Regions from separate parts of the Homo sapiens genome. Here region 1 is linked to region 2. The links are chromatin contacts, found by Hi-C or POLR2A ChIA-PET in ENCODE. All regions are on one chromosome and are shown on one strand. The core of a region is the stretch at or near the end of the contact, and the rest is flanking DNA. Distances in the headings are between cores, read along the strand shown.

Region 1 (4,832 bases), core at 952-3,451, 650 kb before region 2:
TTCTTGAAGCGTGCTTGTACTCCTGTGAGCCAGTAGAGAGGTAGCTGAGTTCTGGGAGACAGGGCTGAGTCTGAATCTCGTGCCTCCATTTGTAGCTACAGGTGGAGCTTCCTCATCAGTAAGATGGGAGAATGTCACTTGCATAGCCAGGGACACCAGGAGGGTTTACTGAAGCAACACATGCCAGGTTGCAGGCATTGTGCATGGTGCTCCCTCTGGTCCTTCAGGACTGCTCATGTGTCACCTCCTCCGAGGTCCCCCTGACCTCATTACAAGCCATGCTCACCTGCCTTACCTGGCCTCGTGTTCTTCAAGCCCTGTGTACCTGTTTATTGTCTGCCCCCCTCTAATAGAATGTCTTGAGGTTGGCGAGGGTAGGGGCTTTGTCTATTTTGTTCATCACTGAATTCCACGTACCTGGAAGAGTGCCTGGCAGCCGGTGACTGGCCGAATGGCAGGGATGTAGCAGGGCCTTATCCCCAGCAGCCTTGTTATCGCTGCATCTCTGTCTGTGTGCAGCTGATATGCAGGCCCAACTCACCTTCGTGCCTGGGGCAGTCTCTGCTGTGCTGACCTGACAAACCGCAGTAATGGAGTCAGGTCCTGCCTGGACTCCTGTGTGCAGCCTGCCTCAGGCAGGAGAAGCTGTGCACCCTGGAGGCCACCTCCACAACCTGCCTGTCCAGGGCAGAGGCCACAGGGTCTCCTTGCTCCACCCCTTCTAAGTAAACTATCCAATGTCAGGACACATAGATCCTCCCCAGAAGCCCTATGGACCTTGGTCAGGGGCAAATAACCCCAAACAAGACTAGCAGGGCTACCTGCCATGGCAGAGGTTTGGGCTCTGATTCTAGCTCTGTCTCTAATTTGCTGTGTGACCTTAGGTAAGTCAGACTGCCTCTCTGGATACATTCATTTTCTATTATATGCATTTAATAAACATGGAAAGAGCACTAATTACTTCCCAAAAGTTGTTATAAGAGCTTTACATACATGTAACTTAATCCTCCTGAGGACTCTATGAGATGGGTTAACAGTATCCCCCATTTTATGTATAACAATGAGACACAGAGAGGTGAAGTGACTTGCCCAAGGACACACAGCTAGTAAGCACTAGAGCTGGGAGTGAAGACCAGGTAGTCTTGCCCAGGGTCAGTGCTAGTAACCACTATGCTTAGCTGCGCTGGATGATGCTTGTGAAAGGCCAATCTTTTGTAAGAAATAAAATTAAGTAGAAAGAACATTGCAAGACCCTGTCTCTAAAAAAATAAGAGTCACAGAGAGCTCCAGGACACCACTGTCACTGTCAGCCCGAGCACAGGTGTGGCAACAGGGATGAGTAAGGGGCTGTGGAGGGGAAGCCACCCTGATCCTGGTGACTACACTTCCCTGACAAACAGCTTCTCCCTGCTTCTCAGGCCTGGTCTTCACTCCCTCACACTTGCCCAGGGCTGCCCTTCCTAAGCCAGGGGGCACCCGGATCCAGCTTTGGTCACCTGGAAAGAGGGTGCTCCAGCTGGGCAGCTTGAGGGCAGCACAGCTCCCATGTGACAGGCAGCCAGCGGCAGGCAGCCCAGCTGTGATTAATCTTCCTGTTTCAGAGCAGCCCTGCCTCCCCATAACGCCCCACCCCCGGTAGCTCTCAGTGGCCTCTAGGATAAAGATTAAACTTCTTAGTCTGTTGGGCAAGGCTTGCCCCCATCCGGACAGGCCCTGCCTTTCTTGCTAATCGGATCCTCCAAGGTGTCTGTGCCCAGGCAACCTCCATTCTAGCGATCCGCAAGCGTGCCTTCCTCATCCCTGTCACCACGTCTTTGCTTGAGCTGTTTGTGACCTGTCTGGAATACCATCCTCTGCTTTGCCAAGGAGGGGGGGTGGGGCATCCTCGTTCCTTACAACCTGCTCAGCAGCTCTTCCTGGGCTGGCTTTGCCAGGCCACTCTCACCAGCACCCTTAGACTTGGAATTCTCAGTTAACTTTCAAACAAACCTAAATTGTAAGTTCTTGAGGGCACGAGTGTCTTATTTTTCTCTATCCTCCTTACCTACCTGGTGATTAAGGTAAAGCCTTAATCCATTCAACCAAATTTTGCCAGGCACCTCTCAAGACATTGAGAATACACGGACAAATGTCACAGTTCCTGTGCTTGAGAAGCTCCTACCCTAGTGAGGGCGGCAACAGGAAACAGTGACAACACTGTCGTCGGCAGGTGGGAGTGTCAACTGGGGCAAGCTTTTAGAACCATTTGGCAATGCTGCCAAAGTGTCAAAATGTGCACCTTGTTAATCCGGTAATCCCATAGCCATCAATTTAGTGAAAACGCGAAAACAGCCGGGGGATACACACTTATCACCGCATTGCTCATCATCTGTATCAATAAAGAAAAGTTTCCAGCATCATGGTGGGGGGTGGCGGTGGTGGTGGGGGAAGAGGAAAAGGAAACACACTGCTTGGATGAATTGTCTCAGATTTGGAGAGTATGTTCCGGATGGCCAGCCTTAACAAATATAGACTAAGTGCTGAGGGTGAAATTCACTTGGCTGGTGGGGGTGGGAGGAGGAGTGAAGGTCCTTGTCAAGGCAGAACGCTGAGATGTTTCACACACATGCCATATTCACTTCTGATATTTTAAAAATAGAACATCATAGATACTCATCATCATGATGAAAACGGTGACAAAAACATATAGTTCTTACTATGAGCCACACACTGTTCTAAGTGCTCTACATTGGTTAACGTATTTAACCCTCACCACAATCCTGTGAAGAAGGCACTATTATCAATATCATCCCATTTTACAGTTGTGATAACTGAGGCCCCGATTGATCAAGCAACCTGCGGAGGTTACACAGTGTCAGTGGTGGAACCGGGATTAGAACCTAAGCTGTCTGGCTCTTGGCAGCTGAAGCCCTTTCATGCCCCTCTCTGATTCCATGCCCTCTCTCCCTCCCTAGAGGTGACCCCTCTACAAGTTGGTGTTTATTATTCTCGTCTGCTTTTAGTTTTACTATATACGTATGCATCTGTAAACGATGCCAGATAGATCGTTTTGCAGCCTCCTTTTTCACTTAAGGTTGTTGGTGAGATCTGCCAAGATGTTGAGTCGTCTCTGTTTCTCAGCCTCGGCACTGCTGACATGTTTCTGCTGGGTAATTCCTCGTTGTGGGGGCCGTCCTGTGCGTCGCAAAATGTTCAGCAGCATCCCTGGCCTCTACCCACTAGATGCTCACCACCCTCACCTCCAAGTGTGACAACTAAAAAGGTCTCCAGACATTGCCTATTGTTCCTGGGACAGAGGCAAAATCAGGGGTCTGGGGTGGTGGTGGGGGAATCATTCTAGTTCATTTGTCTTCACTGCCATTTAATATTTCATTGCATGAATACATACTGCAGTTTATTTCCTATTCCCCTATTGATGGTGTTTGAGGTTTGTTCCCATTTTTTCCTGCTATTACAAATGATGTTGAGTGAAAAGTCTGTACTCTGTTCCTTGTTGACATACGAGAAAGCTTCTAGAAAGTTCTAGAATTACCTAGAACCGCAGCTATGTACAGCTTCTGCCCTTACTGAATCCTGCCAAATGGACGCCAATGTATGAAAGCTCTACAGTTTTTGCACGGGCAAATTCATTTGCCTTTTCCTGCATGGTTTCTAGGTTTGGGGACATGCTTTGAAAGCCTTTCTCCATTTAAATCTTTGACCTGTCTGGAAATGATTGTGGCTGAAGGAGGAAAGTGTCTATCTAGCTGTTTCAATGCCATTTATTGACACAGATCACTGAATAATAATGAGTTTTAAAAGCGATGTTTTCCAGATTTAAAAAAATTTCTTGGAGTTATGCCAATCTGTCAACAGCTATTATTTCCAGGTAGTGGGATAATAGATGTTACCTACTACATTTAAACATTTTCAACAATAAATATGTTTTGTGTCATGAAAGAATAATAGTTAGACAAAGTAATGTGGTAAGTGCTTTGACCCTGGTAAGATCAGCACAAATTACATAAACACTTGGAGGGGGGCACCTGACTCAACTGGAGGCTGGGGAGAGGACTGGTTGGGTGGGGGCTGTTTCCTCACCGTGAAGCAGGGTGGGGCTTGTTGAGGGCACAGCAGCCACTCGGCTGTTTGCCTCCAGATAGGGACACTCCCCACCACAAGCACTGTGTCAGCAACCATGATCAGATAGTCATTGCCTGTCTCACTGGGCAGAGCTGTGAGTGGCTGAGTTTCCATACAGGACAATCAGCTCTGTCATACTTGAGCAATGGCCCAGGGGAAATGGGTCTTTGTGTAATGGCAGCGGATGGTGACCTCACACCTCACACTGGAAACACACAGTGGAGCCAGCTGATCAGGTCGAGGTAACCCAAGAGGACATGCAGCCCTGGACGCCACGAGAAATCCTGTTGTCTGTCAGTTGAGTGCCAGGGAGGTGGATCAAAGGTGCACCGGCCCAGAAATGGCCTCCAGCAACAGGTGCTTAGATGTTCTGTTCTAGGGGTGCCAGCGAGATGGTACAGTCATTGTTTACCACTGCCTTTTCCCATGAAAACAACGAACAACTCCATGGGGACAGGAATTTGACTTTTATTCTTTCCCATATTCCCAGTGCCTGACAGATGGAAGGTACCTAATAGATATTTGTAGAATGGCTGAATGAGGGTGCAAGACACCATAATGCCTTCCAATTATCTTTCTTTTGCCTTGCTATTTTCATTTTAAAGTGGCAGATGGATGGGGACACAGTAGGAATTATCTAGATTATGGCCATCAGCCACTTTCAATAATCTTTTGGTTCTTGTTCTAATTCATTAAATTGCTGTGCAGCC
Region 2 (4,490 bases), core at 720-3,219:
CCCGCCAGACCCACTCACCTTCTTCATTTGGAACTTGATTGTGGACTTCACCTCATCCACTTTGGCCACCATGTTTTCGTTGTGTGTGAGCAGGGAAGGGAACTTTCCTGCCTTATTTAAACCTGGGCCGAGGATTCGTGGAATCTGCTTGATCAGAGACTCTGAGGCCAAAAACGCATCATACTTCTTGGCTGATAGAGAGAGGAAGCCATTGGCATTGCTTAGAACCTGGTCACCAAGGCACACCTCAAATGTGGCAGGCCAGAAACGCACTTGAATCAATCATGTAAGTGACCTCCAAGCAGCACCCTCTCTAAGACCCCGCCTCAGTCTTTTCCCTAGCCCAAACGGTTTCCAGAAAGTCCTCTGGACCTTCACTGGTCCCAAAACATGCTCTCAGAAAACCAGGCTGACCCATGATCCATGGCATAACCGCTGTACAACGGATGCTCTGGTCAAGACTGCCTGGGCTCGAATTCTGCCTATTTCTTAGCTGTGGACCCTGGACACGTGACAACTGGGAATGTCTGCTTCCTACCTGTAAAAGCAGTCTAATGCCACTGCCTAAACAACGCAGCGTAAAGATTTCCAAATCATAGTTCACCAGCACCTGGCTGGTCAACTTACAATGCCTGGCCTCCCTCATCAACTGGAATCCTCATAGCAATACAAACATCAAACCACCCCAAAGCTAAAACAGCACTCAGGCAAGCTAGGCAACCACCGCCGATCCTTTGCTATTCTAGGCCCCTCATCATTTAAAAATCGAAAATGGCAGAAAAGCCTTTCTACCGCCCCCACCACACATCTCACATGCAAAACCACAGCGGCCGGACTCACCCAGCTTCTTGACCAGTTTTTTATTCTTGTTGAGTTTTTTCAGCGCCTCGATGTCCATGTGGGGGATATCCACGGCCTTAGCCTCGTCACAGTGCTGCTGGTCCCCCAGGACACACACAGAGAACTTAGGGCGGGGAGTGGACTTAAGCCTGCGTTTTGGGGGACAGCACCAACAGGTTACGCCTAGCCCTGGGTCCCAAGGGCCGGTGAAGGGTCTGGGACCGCAGCAGCCACCGAGCCTTACCCGGAGCGTTCACATTCACCAGCAGCCAGCCTGGCTTCTCAGGCTGGCCGGCGGGCTCGGCCGAGGCCTACCCACGCCTCCCCTCATGTTTTAAGACCCAGGGTGGGGGTCCGTCCAGCCGCGCCTGCCCGGAGCAGGGGGTCTGAACTACCCTAGCACATCAGTACCGACGTGCCCGCCTCCGGCTCAGCGGGAGCCTGCAGGGGAGGGGCAAGCACGGGGGCACTGAGGGCTGGGTGGGATCAGAACGGTGCCAACCTGACGGTGCCCGAGAAGCGCTTGTCCTTCTGGGGATCATAGTTCTTCAAGCTGATCTGCAACTCCACCGTCTCCAGGAACCTTCGAGAGAGGAGGGGGGTTAAGCACCCGCCGGCCCTCGCCACCCGCGCCGTGCCCCAGGGTCGGCACTCACTTGCGGCGCTTGCGCTGGTTCCCGTGCAGGACTTCCCGCACCGCCTCGTACAGGGTGTCGCGAGAGACTTTGCTGCTGCGGGAGAGAAGCGACAGGGCGCTCAGGGCCGCGGAGTCCACACGCTCGGACTGCCTGGAAGCCTCCGAGGTCTAGGCTTCGAGACGGGCGGGCGGCCCACGGCGGACTCCCCCGTAGATTCCGGACACCAAGTAGAGCGACGGGAGCTCAGACCCAGACCCAAGCCCCGGTGGAAGAGGGAGGCTCTCAGTGATCGGACCTGGTAGGAAGGGCGACCCGCAGGCCGACCCGCCTTGAGAAATGCCCCGCGGCGCAGGTGGCGCAAGGGTCCGCGGCGCGGCCTACAGGATCCGAACCCTCGGCGGGGCACCTGAAGGCGCGGATGAACGCGGATAGGGCTTTCAGGACCAACTCACCTCATGGCTTCTCACGCCGCGCTAACCGGAAAAGAGACTAGCATGTCTTGCGCATGCGCTCAAATAGTGGCCCTGATCTCGCGATAATGCTTTGCTCCTCGGTCCTACCCGCAGAGCGGTTGGGTGGGCCAACCCCGAGAAGCGCGGCCTTCTCTGGCCGCTGGGGGGCGTCGCTGGGCCGCTAGGCCGGCGCGGTAACCCACAGAGTTGTCGCAGTCCTGAGCGCCCCGCGGTCCCCCGGTAATGTGCCGATTCGCGCCCGCTGCTGCTGGACCCCTAGGGAAGCGGCTGGGTTCGGGGCTCGAGCTTCGGTAGTCACACGTACTGGTACAGCCCAGTGATGTTCACTGACAGCGTGGATTCCGGCACGCTTGTCCCTCAAACCCCTCTCCCCTCGCGCCCTCCGCACCAGCTTATGTTCTCAAAAGGAAGCCTGGCCCGACCTCCCTCCCTCAGCACCTTGCTCTAACGTGGACTCGTGGTAAGGGAAGTGTCCGGAAAGTTCTGTTCCTGTCCTTTCAACGCCTGCAGAGGGGAAGAGCTGGGAAAGTCCTTAAGTGAACTTTCACTTGATAGTTAATTTGATAACATCTACGTTTTAAGTGTGACTGCTATGAATAAGGCGTCTAGCCAGGTGCTACAGGAATACAAGGATGTAAAACAGGCACACAGCACTGCACACCCATAAGGTGTCTTCTCTGCTCTTTCCTCTGTCCAATGGGTCTCATCCTCTTAGCCACAGTAACCCCCAGAGCCCTTCAGATCTCTCCTCGGATTCATCTGCCCAAAACCCTTCCCGAACTCCAGACTGAGTCACTCCCACCTTTAAGATGCCCATTCTCACCTACCCCCCTGCCTGGTGGGGGCAGCTCCTATAGGATGGGGTGGGTGGTATTACACATTATTTGGCCCTCAGAGGGTGAATAAGATACCCTACACCCTTCCCCTCACCAGGAAAAAGATGTTCCTTGTCATTGAGCAGGGAAGTGGAGGGGGTGCGGATGGGCTCAATACCCAGAATTCATGGGAAGGAAGGTACTGCTTCTAATAAGACATTGGCCAGGCGTGGTGGCTCACGCCTGTAATCCCAGCACTTTGGGAGGCAGGCGGATCACCTGAGGTCAGGAGTTTGAGACCAGCCTCGTCTCTACTAAAAATACAAAAATGAGCGGGTCATGGTGGCATGCGCCTGTAATCCCAGCTACTCAAGAGGCTGAGGCAGGAGAATCGCTTGAACTGGGGAGGCAGAGGTTGCAGTGAGCCGAGATCATGCCATTGCATTCCAGCCTGGGCGACAGTGCGAGACTCAGACTCGAAAAAAAAAAAAGAAAAAGACATTATTGAACTTGCTTTTATTCAACACCATTGATAAATTATTCAAGTCAGAAACAAAAACACAGAAGGTCATAATATACATGAGCACAAGAGCTTCATCTGAGCCCACTGGTACCCCAGACCTCCTGGAGCATCCCATGCCCACTCTGGGTCGGCTTGATCCTACTGAGCCCTATCGGAAAGTTTGTCCCTGCAGCCTGAGAATTGATGAGGAGTGTGCCTGGGGCCAGCAGCCTTTGGAAATATAGCTCTGGCCTGGTGTGGTGGCTCACACCTGTAAATCTCAACACTTTGGGTGCCAAGGCAGGAAGATCACTTGAGCTCAGGAGTTCAAGACCAGCCCTGACCAGCATATTATCTACAAAATAAAAAATTAGCTGGGCATAGTGTCATGTGCATGTAGTCCCAGCTACTTGGGAGGCTGACATGGGAGGATCGAGCCTGGGAGGCAGAGGTTACAGTGAGCCATGATCAATCGCATCACTGCACTCCAGCCTGGATGACAGAGCAATACCTTCTCTCAAAAACAAAAGAAATGAAAAAGAAAATATAGCTGAGCTCCCTTAGCCCAGGAGCCTCCCTGCTGGCTGGGAAGCCAATATTCCCTATGCAGCCTGTAACAGGGAGGCAGTTGCAATCTGGGATGGCCAGGCTCAGCCTTTATCCTCAGGCTAGGGCTCAAGACAAGGTGGTGAAGAAAGAAATGCCCTTCAGGAAGCTGGTGATGGAGCACCAAGAGGGTGGTCCCTTGGTGGATGGTCAGGGGCCCAAATGTTTCAAGGCGGCCTTCAGGGACTTCCTCAGGAAGGTGGTGTTAGGTTCTAGGGCCATAGCCAGGCCCAGCCTCTGGGTCTCAGTGATCTGGGGAGAAGGAAAAATCATGTCAGGACTCCAGCAACTGATCCCTCCCGTCTCCCGACTACCCCAGGGGCTCTATTGAGGAGAGAGGAGGCCAGGAGGATGGAAAGAGGAGGAGACTCCTGAGCAATCTAATCTCATTATTTCACCATGGTTAACGAGGTAGACCTGGAGCCAAATACTAGCTGCACAATTTACTAAGCCGGCCACATTAGTAACAGTTGACAATCATTGTGTGTTTACTATGTGGCAGCACTTTATATGCATCAATCCATATACAAACATACATATACATCATATATATGCATTGCTGTATATAATCCTCAAGACCCTCCCATTTTACAGAGGAGAAAACTGAGGTTCACAG

Evidence for each region. Hi-C counts contacts between places; a loop is a spot of excess contacts on that map. ChIA-PET counts read pairs that join two places held with the same protein, here RNA polymerase II (POLR2A). Pooled maps may share reads with other maps.
Region 1: a loop to region 2 is called in a pooled map, with 4 times the contacts of the local background. The contact joins the enhancer-like site here to the promoter of RPL10A in region 2. A Hi-C loop is called at or near these places in 4 of 50 pooled maps. POLR2A ChIA-PET finds 5 or more read pairs at or near these places in 3 of 52 experiments (T-cell, activated B cell and activated CD4-positive, alpha-beta T cell).

What each region holds. Positions count from the first base shown.
Region 1 is chr6:36,118,105-36,122,936 of GRCh38, reverse strand. It overlaps a transcript of MAPK14 not described here. Among named protein-coding and RNA genes, the nearest start is that of MAPK13, 10 kb to the left of the region's middle. RefSeq lists a silencer at 2,220-2,269. Within about 2 kb of position 2,201, at least 23 of the 41 ENCODE cell types and tissues checked have a DNase peak (open chromatin) inside an H3K27ac peak, as active enhancers do.
Region 2 is chr6:35,465,880-35,470,369 of GRCh38, reverse strand. RPL10A (ribosomal protein L10a) reads right to left here and starts at 1,969. Exons shown (of 6, transcript NM_007104.5): 1 at 1,931-1,969; 2 at 1,497-1,571; 3 at 1,343-1,423; 4 at 841-989; 5 at 19-191. The coding sequence starts at 1,935. FANCE (FA complementation group E) reads right to left here. Exons shown (of 10, transcript NM_021922.3): 10 at 3,268-4,126. The coding sequence ends at 4,025. RefSeq lists enhancers at 1,240-1,339, 1,400-1,469, 1,647-2,203, 2,480-2,529.